2 separate regions of the Mus musculus genome follow, and region 2 is linked to region 1. A link is a loop called in an ENCODE intact Hi-C map of the cell type or tissue named here. Cell type or tissue: heart. All regions are shown on one strand. Each heading gives the region's core, and the rest is flanking DNA. Links, peaks and the distances in the headings are about the cores only. Region 1 overlaps Rbm28 (RNA binding motif protein 28). Region 2 overlaps Snd1 (staphylococcal nuclease and tudor domain containing 1).

The links. A loop is a pair of places that touch in the nucleus more often than their neighbours do. Peaks named below come from ENCODE experiments on the same cell type or tissue, not always from the same donor. Only the 100,000 strongest peaks of a DNase experiment are listed, where the experiment ranks them.
Region 2: it touches region 1 in a loop (2.3-fold over the local background); 11 of 42 quality-filtered maps call a loop at or near these places.

What each region holds. Positions count from the first base shown.
Region 1 is chr6:29,141,135-29,146,510 of GRCm38, forward strand. It overlaps Rbm28 (RNA binding motif protein 28), which reads right to left. Exons shown (of 19, transcript NM_133925.2): 10 at 2,420-2,529. Among named protein-coding and RNA genes, the nearest start is that of Rbm28, 21 kb to the right of the region's middle. In heart, for the core only: a CTCF peak has its summit at 2,690 (motif pointing left); no DNase peak of the experiment used is centred there; H3K4me3 peaks cover 354 bases; H3K27ac peaks cover 1,121 bases.
Region 2 is chr6:28,517,951-28,523,326 of GRCm38, forward strand. It overlaps Snd1 (staphylococcal nuclease and tudor domain containing 1), which reads left to right. Exons shown (of 24, transcript NM_019776.2): 3 at 2,195-2,315. Among named protein-coding and RNA genes, the nearest start is that of Snd1, 40 kb to the left of the region's middle. In heart, for the core only: a CTCF peak has its summit at 3,131 (motif pointing left); no DNase peak of the experiment used is centred there.

The sequences.
Region 1 (5,376 bases), core at 50-5,049:
AATTGAACTCAGGACCTCTGGAAGAGCAGTCTTAACTCTTAACTGCTGAGCCATCTCTCCAGCCCAGAGTGGAAGCAATCTTAGACAACAAATATAAACACTGAAAGCAACAGGTAGACATGGGCTGGTAACATCTGTTACTATAGCTCCTGTTGCTATACTGGGTCTGCTGGAAATAGTATTCCTGTCAAAGATTTCTATAAAGATCCCTCATTGCTTCCCCATACCATGCTTTCTGTACTGTTCAATTAGTATGAGGCAAAGTCCTTTATTAGGGACAGACAGTAGACACAAGACAAGTGGACAATTCAAATCAGGCTTACACTAAGCCCAACTAATCCAAGAGGAAGTTGCTTTATTTTTGTTCCTTAATACATATACGATCTAGAGATGAAAGTGTATGGAAGGTATGCATAGGTTATATGCAAACACTGTGCCATTTTATATAAAGAACTCGAGTACTCGCAAATTTTGGTATTTGCCATGGTCTTGAACAAGACCCAGTGGGTACTGAAGGACAAGTGTAATGAAAGAAATAAAGGATGAAGAGGTAAAAGATTTCTAACAGGCAGATTGCCTAGTCATCCCATAGCAAGAAAATCAGGCCAGGTATGGTGGTGAACACCTTTAATCGCAGCACTCAGGAAGTAGAGGCAAGCAGATTTCTGTGAGTTACAGGACAGCCTGGTCTACACAGTGAGACCCTGTCTGAAAAGAAAAGAAAATAGAAGGGGGGAGTGGGAAGGGGAGGGAGAGGGAGAGGGAGAGGGAGAGGGAGAGGGAGAGGGAGAGGGAGAGGGAGAGGGAGAGTCCACAGTATAAGGAAATCACTGTCTCAGAATCAGTGCTGGCTGGTTCAGTCTCAGCATCTCCCTAAGGTCATGGATCACGGTAGTTCTAGGCAGTAAAAAGGCTTGCTAAGAGAAACAAACTGTCAAGGAACACAGAAAAAGTATCAGAAAATTCCAGCAAGTTAGAGCCAGCAAATGACAGAACATTGAAAAAAATTAAAATTATGGTTTTAAAATGATTAACTATCAAGACTGAGGGAACAGAAAAGACGTCCAGCAAATCACTTGTCGGCTACATTGTAGAAGTGTTAATCTAAGAGATAAAAGTGAAATAGTGCCGCGCCCGCACTCTGGGTGTTCTAAGAGATTCTAGTTGTCCATTCCAGAAAAACAAACCAGAACTGAAAAAGGTCCTGAGGTGTGACCATCAGAGCTGAGGACATTTTATTACCCTAGTCACTTACCAGGCAAATAAGCCGAGCTCTCAGTGAGCCAATGTCCCTACCTCCAGGGAGCTGTTCAGTACTGCCTACATTATTTTAACTGAGTAAAGGTAAAATTGACCAAGTCTTATCTAATCAATTCCTATCAGTTGAAAAGTAAGGTTTAGAATGGAAGTTCTTAACCACGGATAAACTCTTGAGAAGCCACAAGGCCTCAGACACAGCGTTTTTCTGAGGAAAGGGCTCACAGCCCTGCTAGGGAGTCAGTGAACGATGACCTCAAGGCTTATGATGGTTTACCTCCCTGTGACTTGGCTGGGCAGAGAACCACCCCGGAGACCGAAGCCACACCCTCTAGGTATATTTGTGAGTATGTTTCCAAAAGGAGCAAGGGGAAAGATCTTCCCTAAAGGTGGGTGGTACTTCATGGTCTAGGGGCGTGGGCAAAATCAAGGATGCGGTGAGAGCAGACCGTTAGCACCAGCCACCCTTTCTCGACTTCTTGGCCCAGCATGAAGATGAGCGGCTCTGCCTGTGCTCCCATCAGAACAGACTTCATGCTCTGAGATGGGAGCAGAGTAAGCCATGCTTTCTTTATGTCAGGATAAAGCAAACACAGAGTAATGGGAAGCTTAAACAGAACGGCTGCAGTCCATGGGGTAAGAGCTTAGAAACAGGCTAATGCGATCTATGTGTATCTGTTCACACACTAATACTCAGCCCTGTGCTAGAATGAGTGCTGATCCCTCAAGAGTAACAAGCACTATGAGGATAATATTCCCGCACCACTCCTATACATAGTTTCCCTCTGACTGCTGCCATGCAACAAAGTTTCTGTCAGTTTCTATCTCTAACAAAAGCATCAAAGAAAAAAGTTCCCTATTAATTCTGAGCAATGTAGAATGATTAATGCCCATGAGATGCTATCACATTTGAAATGCAAAGGAGAACAACAAATAGAATTCATTTTCTTAAAGTAAGTAAGCAAGAGCTTTAAAGGCTGAGACAAAATTAAGGCTGGCAAAGCCATTAAATTGCTGAATTCCACGTCACGAAGGACAATCTCAAAATGTCCTTGGGCTTTTAATGGAAGCCAAGCCAGAGACAGAACAGACTGTGTACCGACCAGAACGGCATGGTTTATGCTCTTTCCTGATGTCGGGCCTGGTCAGCCGAGGGCAGTACCTTTAGAATGCTCTGTGTCTGGATGCAAGACAACTCGGACATACTTAAGATCCCCAAACTGTTGGAGGACCTCGCCAAGTGCCTCTTCTTCTGAGTCAAATGAAAGATTTCTGTGGAAGAAAAACAGGTCACACGAATTTCAGTGACAAAGCAAGACCTTGAGTTTTGATCTGAGGTATATGAATTAGACATCGACAAATGATGTCTGCCTTGTTCACATCCATTCTCCCTTCTTCAAAATAGCAGTAGCACACAAGAGCGGCCCCTAGTGGCTAAGCCTTGGTCTATCAGTCTGGCCCTATGTCCCAACCTTCCTATATCAGATTCTGTCACTTGAAAATTTAAAATTTAATAGACAAAAAAAAAGCCAAAAAAACTAAAAGCTGCAGATATAGATACATTAACTTCGAAACTGAAGTGTCACAGATACTGGAATGATACAGATATGCTATAGCATGACCTGATAATCATGTGGCTATATAAATGAAAACTTTGCTTAGCTGTACCCTTAAAGTAATACACTTTACAGAAATACCTTGTGCCTTCATTTTTTTTTTTTAAAGATGGCATCCTAGAGAAAAGACCCACAACCTCCAGCAGCGGGAATCTAAATTTCCCAGACTTTCACTGCCTACTCAAGATTTGCATCTAGACAACACCGATTCTGTGAACAAACCAGTATTCATCCAGTCTGTTCTCTTTCACTCACTGGGGCTGAAATTAGTTTTTCTTATTACAACCAGAAGTTTTCACGGGAGTCTGGTAAGAAACATGTTTTTCTTTTATTGAATTAGACATATTCCCCGCCATGTTTATATGAAATCTGGATCTCAGTTAAAATTTTCTAACGAGGGCAAAATCTTTCAAAATAACGCAAAAGAAAAACATGTTAAGATGACTAGGTCACGGTGAGATGACTAGGCAAACGGGAAGGGAGAAGGGGAGAGAGAAAGGGGGAAGGGAAAAGGAAAGAGCAGGAACCATACATTGAATATCCTTAATCTGAGAAGCTAAAGCTTTTTGTGTATTTTTAAAATGTTTAGTATGCATATACATGCATGTGCACCATGAAATGCATGTGATGATTACAGGACAATTTGTAGGAATCTAGTTCTCTCCTTCCAGCATGTAAATCCTGAATATCAAACTCAGGTTGTCAGGCTGTGTCAAGCCTTTTCGTACCAAGCCATCTCACTCAGCAGTCTGCCTACAATTTAGTAAACTAACCTGACCTAGAAAATGCAGTAGGACCTAACTCCACTCTGTATATTCCCCTGGAAACAAAAGGCGTATCTTTCTGTATTCTGGACATGACTTTAAAAGAGAAGCTAGAGGCTAGCTGGGATGTAGCTCAGTTGGCAGAGTGCTTGCTGGTGTCTTAGTTTGCTTTTTATTGCTGTGATAAAGCCATGACCAAAAGCAAGCTGGTGGGGAAAGGGTTTATTACAGCTCGCCCCTGGAACTGGAGTTGCAGACTGCTGTTGAAGGTATGAGGCCAAATCTGCTTTTGGCCTACAGAATCTCCCATGCACACCCTCCTCTCCATCCAACAGTGGCTAACTGGGGAGTTTCCCCCCAAACTCCCTACATTCCTACACTTGATAAGTACATTCCATTCAGTTCTGTGTGGTTAGCAAAGCTTTCTTTTCACTTTGGGCGGTTGTACTGCTAAGATCTGGAGTCCTCCGCCTCTGAAAACCCTGTCCACAGGTTCTAGATTCTTCCTTAGGCCCACTGGGGTCTCTCTCTTGGTGACATGAGTCTGCTGTGACCCCTTTGTCCCAGAGATCTCAAGATACATACATGAAGATGCCCAGTCTCTCAACTTAGACCCACGGGCCTCCACTGGTGATAGAAATGTTTCCTGCACCAGTAAAACACATTAATAGTGCACTTTAGCTCCCAAATGCATCTCTGCTTTCCCTTCTGCTGCTCCAAGCCCTGTGCTGTGACTCTTACACTCTCTGAACAGTCCTACATGACACTGTAAGCCTCTGCAGCATTTCAGTCTTAGGAGTACTGACTGGCAGGCACTTCGTGCTCACCAGCTGCTGGGCTGCTCATGCAGCCTACCTCACCCACACCTCCCTACAGCCCACACTGCCTGAGCCTACCTCAGCAAGGATGCTACACTCCTCAGGCCCCCACTACAGGAGGTCCCCCTTCTCCTTACCCATCAACTGCCCGCCCAGCTATACTTATTTCCACGTCAGCCCTGCCACTCTGCACAGCCCAGTCTGCCCTCCAACACTCCGTAACAACCCCGTATCTTCTCTCCAGTCTCCCTAGGAACTGCAGCTTCCTGAGCCCTATGTCTGGCTCACAGTGAGATCCTTTCCTCGCTATCTCCTCCATGAGCTGCCTGCTAAGTCTGACAGCTCTCTTGGGTCCCTCTGGGCCTGCGCAATGTCCTTCTTGGAAGTCCTGGAGCTTCTTTATGTCCATGTCTGGGCTACTGTGACCCCTACCCTTCACTCCCTCTTCTGCCACTGTGGCCCCCAGAACTTGTTCCAGCTGCAACCTAACAGCTCCTCCCTCCCCCTCACCGTTGTCTCTTCAAAAAGCTCCCTCCGTTCAGCCTGATGGCAAGCCCACTCCAATCCTAAAGCCAATTTCCCACCACCTACCGTCCAGACGCCAGCTCTCCCTCTGCTGCTACGCTACTGTTACAACTGCCTCCACTTCCTCTTCCCAGCTCCCTTCCTAAAGCCAAATTCTCCACTGTTGACTGAACTACAATACAATTTATTTATGGTTGCCTTATCAGATACCTCTCTCATTTGACCCTCCCTCCACCAAAGCCCTCACCATCAGCCCAACTTATTAACCATTTCCTGCCAGACACTGACTTCAGCTTTAAAGCCGGCCATACAAAAGTCATATTCTGTAATGACAAGAAGTTTATTACATTTATGGTTTACAAAAATAAGTTTTCTTTAGCCTCATGCATATGTATT
Region 2 (5,376 bases), core at 170-5,169, 620 kb before region 1:
CTGTAGCTCTGTAAATTTTTAGGAAGTTTTTCCACTGTAGTTGTTAAAATACAGGAGGCTCAGTACTGTTGGTTCATGACCATTTTCCTTTGTGAAGTTTACAATTGGAATCATATATCAGATTCCACTTTGAGGAAGTGAGGTGATGCTAAGAATGAAAGGTGATATGCTGAGCTCTGTTGCTGTCATGTGTCTCTTTGCTTGTTGGCGCTTTGAGGAGAGAAGAGCAGGATGGATGGTCAAGAGGAGGCTGGTTTGGGTTTCTTGCCTGAGCCAAGTTCTTCTAAGAGCTGCCCACCATTGGGTTTAAATAACAGCCCTTTTGTGACTTGCATCTTCCATTGGCTGCTAGTTTCTAGAAAGTTATATGGATTTTTTTCAAAATTTCGATAAGTTTATTGAATGACCTAGTGAAAAAAGTGTCCTGGATAGAAAAGGTGATTCGAGCTTTCTTTTTCAGGCCACTAACTGACAGACTGCATTTTATTATGTGTATCCTGAATTGTGACTCAAAGGGATGACAGCAGGCAGAGCGTGAAGATTGGAATTGTAAAGGGATAAACTCCCTTTTGTACATCAACGTTTAGTCTGTGGGATGCTGTTGTGCCCCTTGGGTCCCTTCCCGTTTCTGACCTAAGGAAAGTGGGACTCTTAGGGGCCCCGAGTGTCAGATGAGGAGGAGAATGCTCCTTTTCACTGTATAGGTGTGCCTAACCTTTTGACATTGTGACACAATGTCATCTACAAAGTAAACACTTGAGAACAATGCAGTTGGGAAAAAGTCACATACACATGAAAAACATCTGAGTCTTAAGAGTCTACTGTTCTACATTGGGCAGCATTTATAGCCATGGTCAGCTACATAAAGGGTGTGGGTTGGACAGACCTGAACCATCCTAGCTGTGATGAGGTGGACAAGACCATCCCTCTGTGCATATCTCTGTGCATTATCTTGTTCATGCGGAAGCTCTATTTCCTATTATGAGATGTGTGCTGCCACCCCTTCCCCTCCTTTGCCCCCCTGCTTGTGTCTTTCCTGAATGAGTGGACAGGATGCCATCATGGCATTCATAAGGTGTCACTGCTGTCTCCCCACGGTTTTAAATAGTTGACATTTTCCCAAGTTTATTAGTAGTAGTAATAGTACTTTGTGTGTGTGTGTGTGTGTGTGTGTGTGTGTGTGTGTGTGTATGTATGTGTGTGTTTTAAGAGTATGCATGCGCCGGGCGTGGTGTGTCCCAGCACTTGGGAGGCAGAGGCAGGCGGATTTCTGAGTTCGAGGCCAGCCTGGTTTACAGAGTGAGTTCCAGGACAGCCAGGGCTACAGAGAAACCCTGTCTCGAAAAACCACACACAAAAAACAAACAAACAAACAAACAGAGCATGCATGCAGAGGCCTGAGGACTGCTTTCAGGCACCTGTCCTCTCTTTGCAAGATGGAGTTGGGGATTAGAATCAGGTTGTCAGGTTTATGCAGCAAGAGCTTTTACCTGCTAAGCCATATTACTGGCCAAATTCCAGGTTTCAGATCAGAGTAGAGGTAGAAGAGGAAACATTTTGGGGACTGTTCTGTAAACTTTATTGCTGTCCTTGAAACGGTGATGGAAATGACATAACTAAAGCTCCTGCCAGGGCAAAGATTCACTCTCAGATAGTCCCAGCACTAAAAGCTTGTCCCCGCGCCAGCTCTGCCTTGAACTGGCATTAGGGAAAATAAGGGCCTTGTAAACTGGAAGGAGACGAGCAGATGCTGTAGAAGCTATTTATGATGCTCCGCTGCTAGGTGGTTCCTGGACGCACTTCCCATTGCATGGACTGGAATGATCTATGGAAAGTAGTCCGAGCACTGGCTGGCACGTGCTAAGTGCTATAAAAACGTTGGCAAATATTGTACAAAAGTAAGCCATAACTGAGCAAGAGTGTGGAGGAGAGTGCTACTGCTGCTGTCTGGGAAGCGCCAAGGCCTGGGTTAGGGCCTGTGCTACTTAATCCAACTGCTAAACCTTTTTTAGGAGGCCCTGAGTGTGCAGTTTGTTGTGTTGTTGTTATTGTTGTGTTCTTTTCATGTCTTTGGTCTAGCGAGATTGAGGTAGGTGTCTAAATGTCTTTATTGAAGACATGAAGTTGCTTTGATGCTGGCTAGGGTCTGGAGTAGGCAGTTTTTCAGTAACACTTGCTCTGTTTTGTCTTTCAGCCCTGGGCATTTCCTGCCCGAGAGTTCCTTCGCAAGAAGCTGATTGGGAAAGAAGTCTGTTTCACGATAGAAAACAAGACTCCCCAGGGACGAGAGTATGGGATGATCTACCTAGGAAAAGGTGAGCAGCAAGAGGAATGGACTTGTTAGTTAATCTAAGGATCCGTTTTTATTGAGGCGGAAGGCCAGTATGGGCCTCCATGTCCATAGCTCTAGGACAGTTGGTATGGGAACTGTTGCTGTGTTCGTGCATACCTCTAGCAGCCCTGGTCCTTGTTCACCACTGTGCTTTCTTGGCTTGCTGTAGGGCCTATGGTTTACTGCAGCATCCTTCTTCCCATGGAGGCCACTCACCAGCTCCTTGTTGTGGGGTCAGAGTGCTAATTGAATTCCTATAGATTTCATATATTTCTTTCTGCATTCTTCTATCTATGGCTTTTTTCTTCTTTCTAGGGACTCTTTAGCAAAAGATCTGTTTGGGGACGGATGTTATTTTTAAAATCTGTCTCATGGTTTAAAATAAAATAGAATGAAAACTGGTGTTGGAATTGGATAGATGAGGTTAGAATTCTGACTTTCCTATTCTGTATCTTTTTACCTTTTGCCTATATAGGCCCTAGTTTCTTCATTTGTAAGCTTTTTGTTGTTATTGTTGTTTTCGAGACAGGGTTTCTCTGTGTAGCCTTGGCTGTCCTGGAACTCACTTTGTAGACTAGGCTGGCCTCTGCCTCCCAAGTGCTGGGATTAAAGGCGTGTGCCACCACCGCCCGGTCATTTGTAAGCTTTTGAGAGATAGCTTTAAGACTTGTAAAGCAGGGGGCTGGAGAGATGATTCAGCGGTTAAGAGCACTGGCTGCTTCCTCTTCCAGAGGTCCTGAGTATCCCAGCAACCACATGGTGGCTTACAGCCATCTGTAATGGGATCTGATGCCCTCTTCTGGTGTGTCTGAAGACACCTACAGTGTACTCATATAAATGAAATAAATAAATCTTTCTTAAAAAACTAACATGGTATATCATCATTAACTTTGTGTGAGCACACTCATGAGTGTGCGCACATAAACACTTATTGTTTAGTTAGGCCATGATTCGTAGGCTATTAGAAGTTGTGGTCTTCTTTGGATTGGATTCAGAGTGTGTAAATCTTGAGAATAGCGTTTTGAGTGGGCAGTAGGACAATGAAAGAGTTCGTTTTCTAGTTAAGAGCTAGGCATCCGTGGATAGTTTTAGAGCAGATTTTGCTCTTTATTAAGCTTTCTGTGGTTAGTTAATTAGAAGTCTTCCTAATACCATAACAACTTAGGTTATCTATTTGAGTAGTCATTGTTGACTCTAGGCCAGAATTTAAAAAATGACATCCCATTAAGGCTGAGCTATACAAGTTCTAGAAAAGTGAATTGAGAATGAGAGTGGAGCCATCTTGCCCAGTTCCCTTGCACATATGGAGGGTAGGAGAGTAGAACTTGTGGTTAGCCCACAACTTACTATAGAAAGATAAGAAAGTCTCTTGACTTTGTAGCACTGGAACTTGCTATATAGATGAGGCTGTCTTGGAACTCAGAGCCTCTGCCTTCTGAGTGCTGGGATTTCAGGTGTATGCCACTAAGGCTGCTCCTCTGACTTTTTTTTTTTTTCCCACACCCCGCTCCTCTGACTTTTGAAGATAATTATCTACCAGGTCCAGAATGTTATCAAGTTGTGACTCTCTTATTCATAATTTGATAAATATGTGTGATTGAGATCCTAGGCTTATAGATAGATATGTTTACCTTTCTTTGCTTTCTGTCTATCACATTTTGTTGCTTCCTTTGAAGGTTCAGTTTAAGAGAATGTTATTTTTCTCCTTTCATGAGAAATATTCTATGTTAGTTTTCCTGAAGAAAGTAGATCAAGGAAGGGAAAGTTTGCTTTGATTTGACAGTGTAAGGATATACATTCCATCATAGCTGGGGAAGACTTGGCAGCAGGGCCATGAAGTGCCTGGCCACGTTTCATCTCTGGTCATGAAGAAGAGAAGAGTGAATGCTGGCACTCAGCTTAATTTCTTCTTTTCCTTTTTATGTAGACAGGGACTCCTCCACCTGACAGAGCCACCCACAGCCTCGGTAGACATTCTCTTCTCACACCTCTCTGGAAACGCCTTCAAAACTACACCTGGAGTTGTGGCTCCTGGGTGATTCCACATCTGGTTGAATCACCAATTGCCGATGAATATTAACTACCACTCCCTTTGAGAACTCACTTCCTAAACGGTTCAGCATTTCAGGGTGCTCTGTAACACTTTGTGAGAGTTTTGTTGATAGTGGGCCTGGGCTTCTTTTCTCTCTTCTGACTTTTTTGCATCTCAGTACTCAACTTTTCCTCATTGTAGCATCTTTTGGCTTGACTTTCCACCTTAGAAGTCTTATTTTTTGAGGGAACCATTATAGTATTTACTAATATTAATGAAATCTATGTTTGAATTCAACAGGAACCTCAGGGCAAAGGACCAGGGGCTTAGCTGCAGAACATGAGAGCCCTTTATATAAACCTTGCCCTAAACATTTCTTGGGAGAGAAAGAAGTATGCAGTTTGCCTTTGTTGAGAATTGAGTCTTCGGGTGGCCAGGCATTAGAGGTGTGTGCATGTGTGTGTATGTATGCACATGGGCTTGTTAGTGCTTGAGGAAGTAAGGATGGAGTTAATGTGCCAGGTAAACTCTTCCAGAATAAAACTCTATGCTAATGTTACCTATCAACCAGAGCATTCCATTATAGTCTATCTGGGAGCTTGCTCTCTGCCATAGTAAAGGTTTTTATGCAGTGATAACTGCAAAGATGTCTTCCTTTATCGTTTTAGCTGACAAAGATTGAAGAGCCATACTGAGACTAAAAGTCTTTTCAGTAGAATGGCTGTGCAATTAATGTCTCGGGTACTCAGGAGGAGCCTTAATCAGGTTAAGTTCTATGTTTATCATCCTTTTCTTGCTTGTTCTGTTGGCTGCTCTGTGGAAAAAACCTAGACACTGCCCTCTTAGTCAGTCTTAAACTGGGTGTCTTCTTAGTCTTAAGTCTTGGTGTCCTTTGGAGTCTAGAATGTGCCATGGAGAGGAATTGGACTTTCTGGTGTCTGTGTGATGGCTGCGCTGAGTGCGTTTATCCGCATCTTCCTAACTCCTGCCTTGCACTGTGTTGGTGATTTGC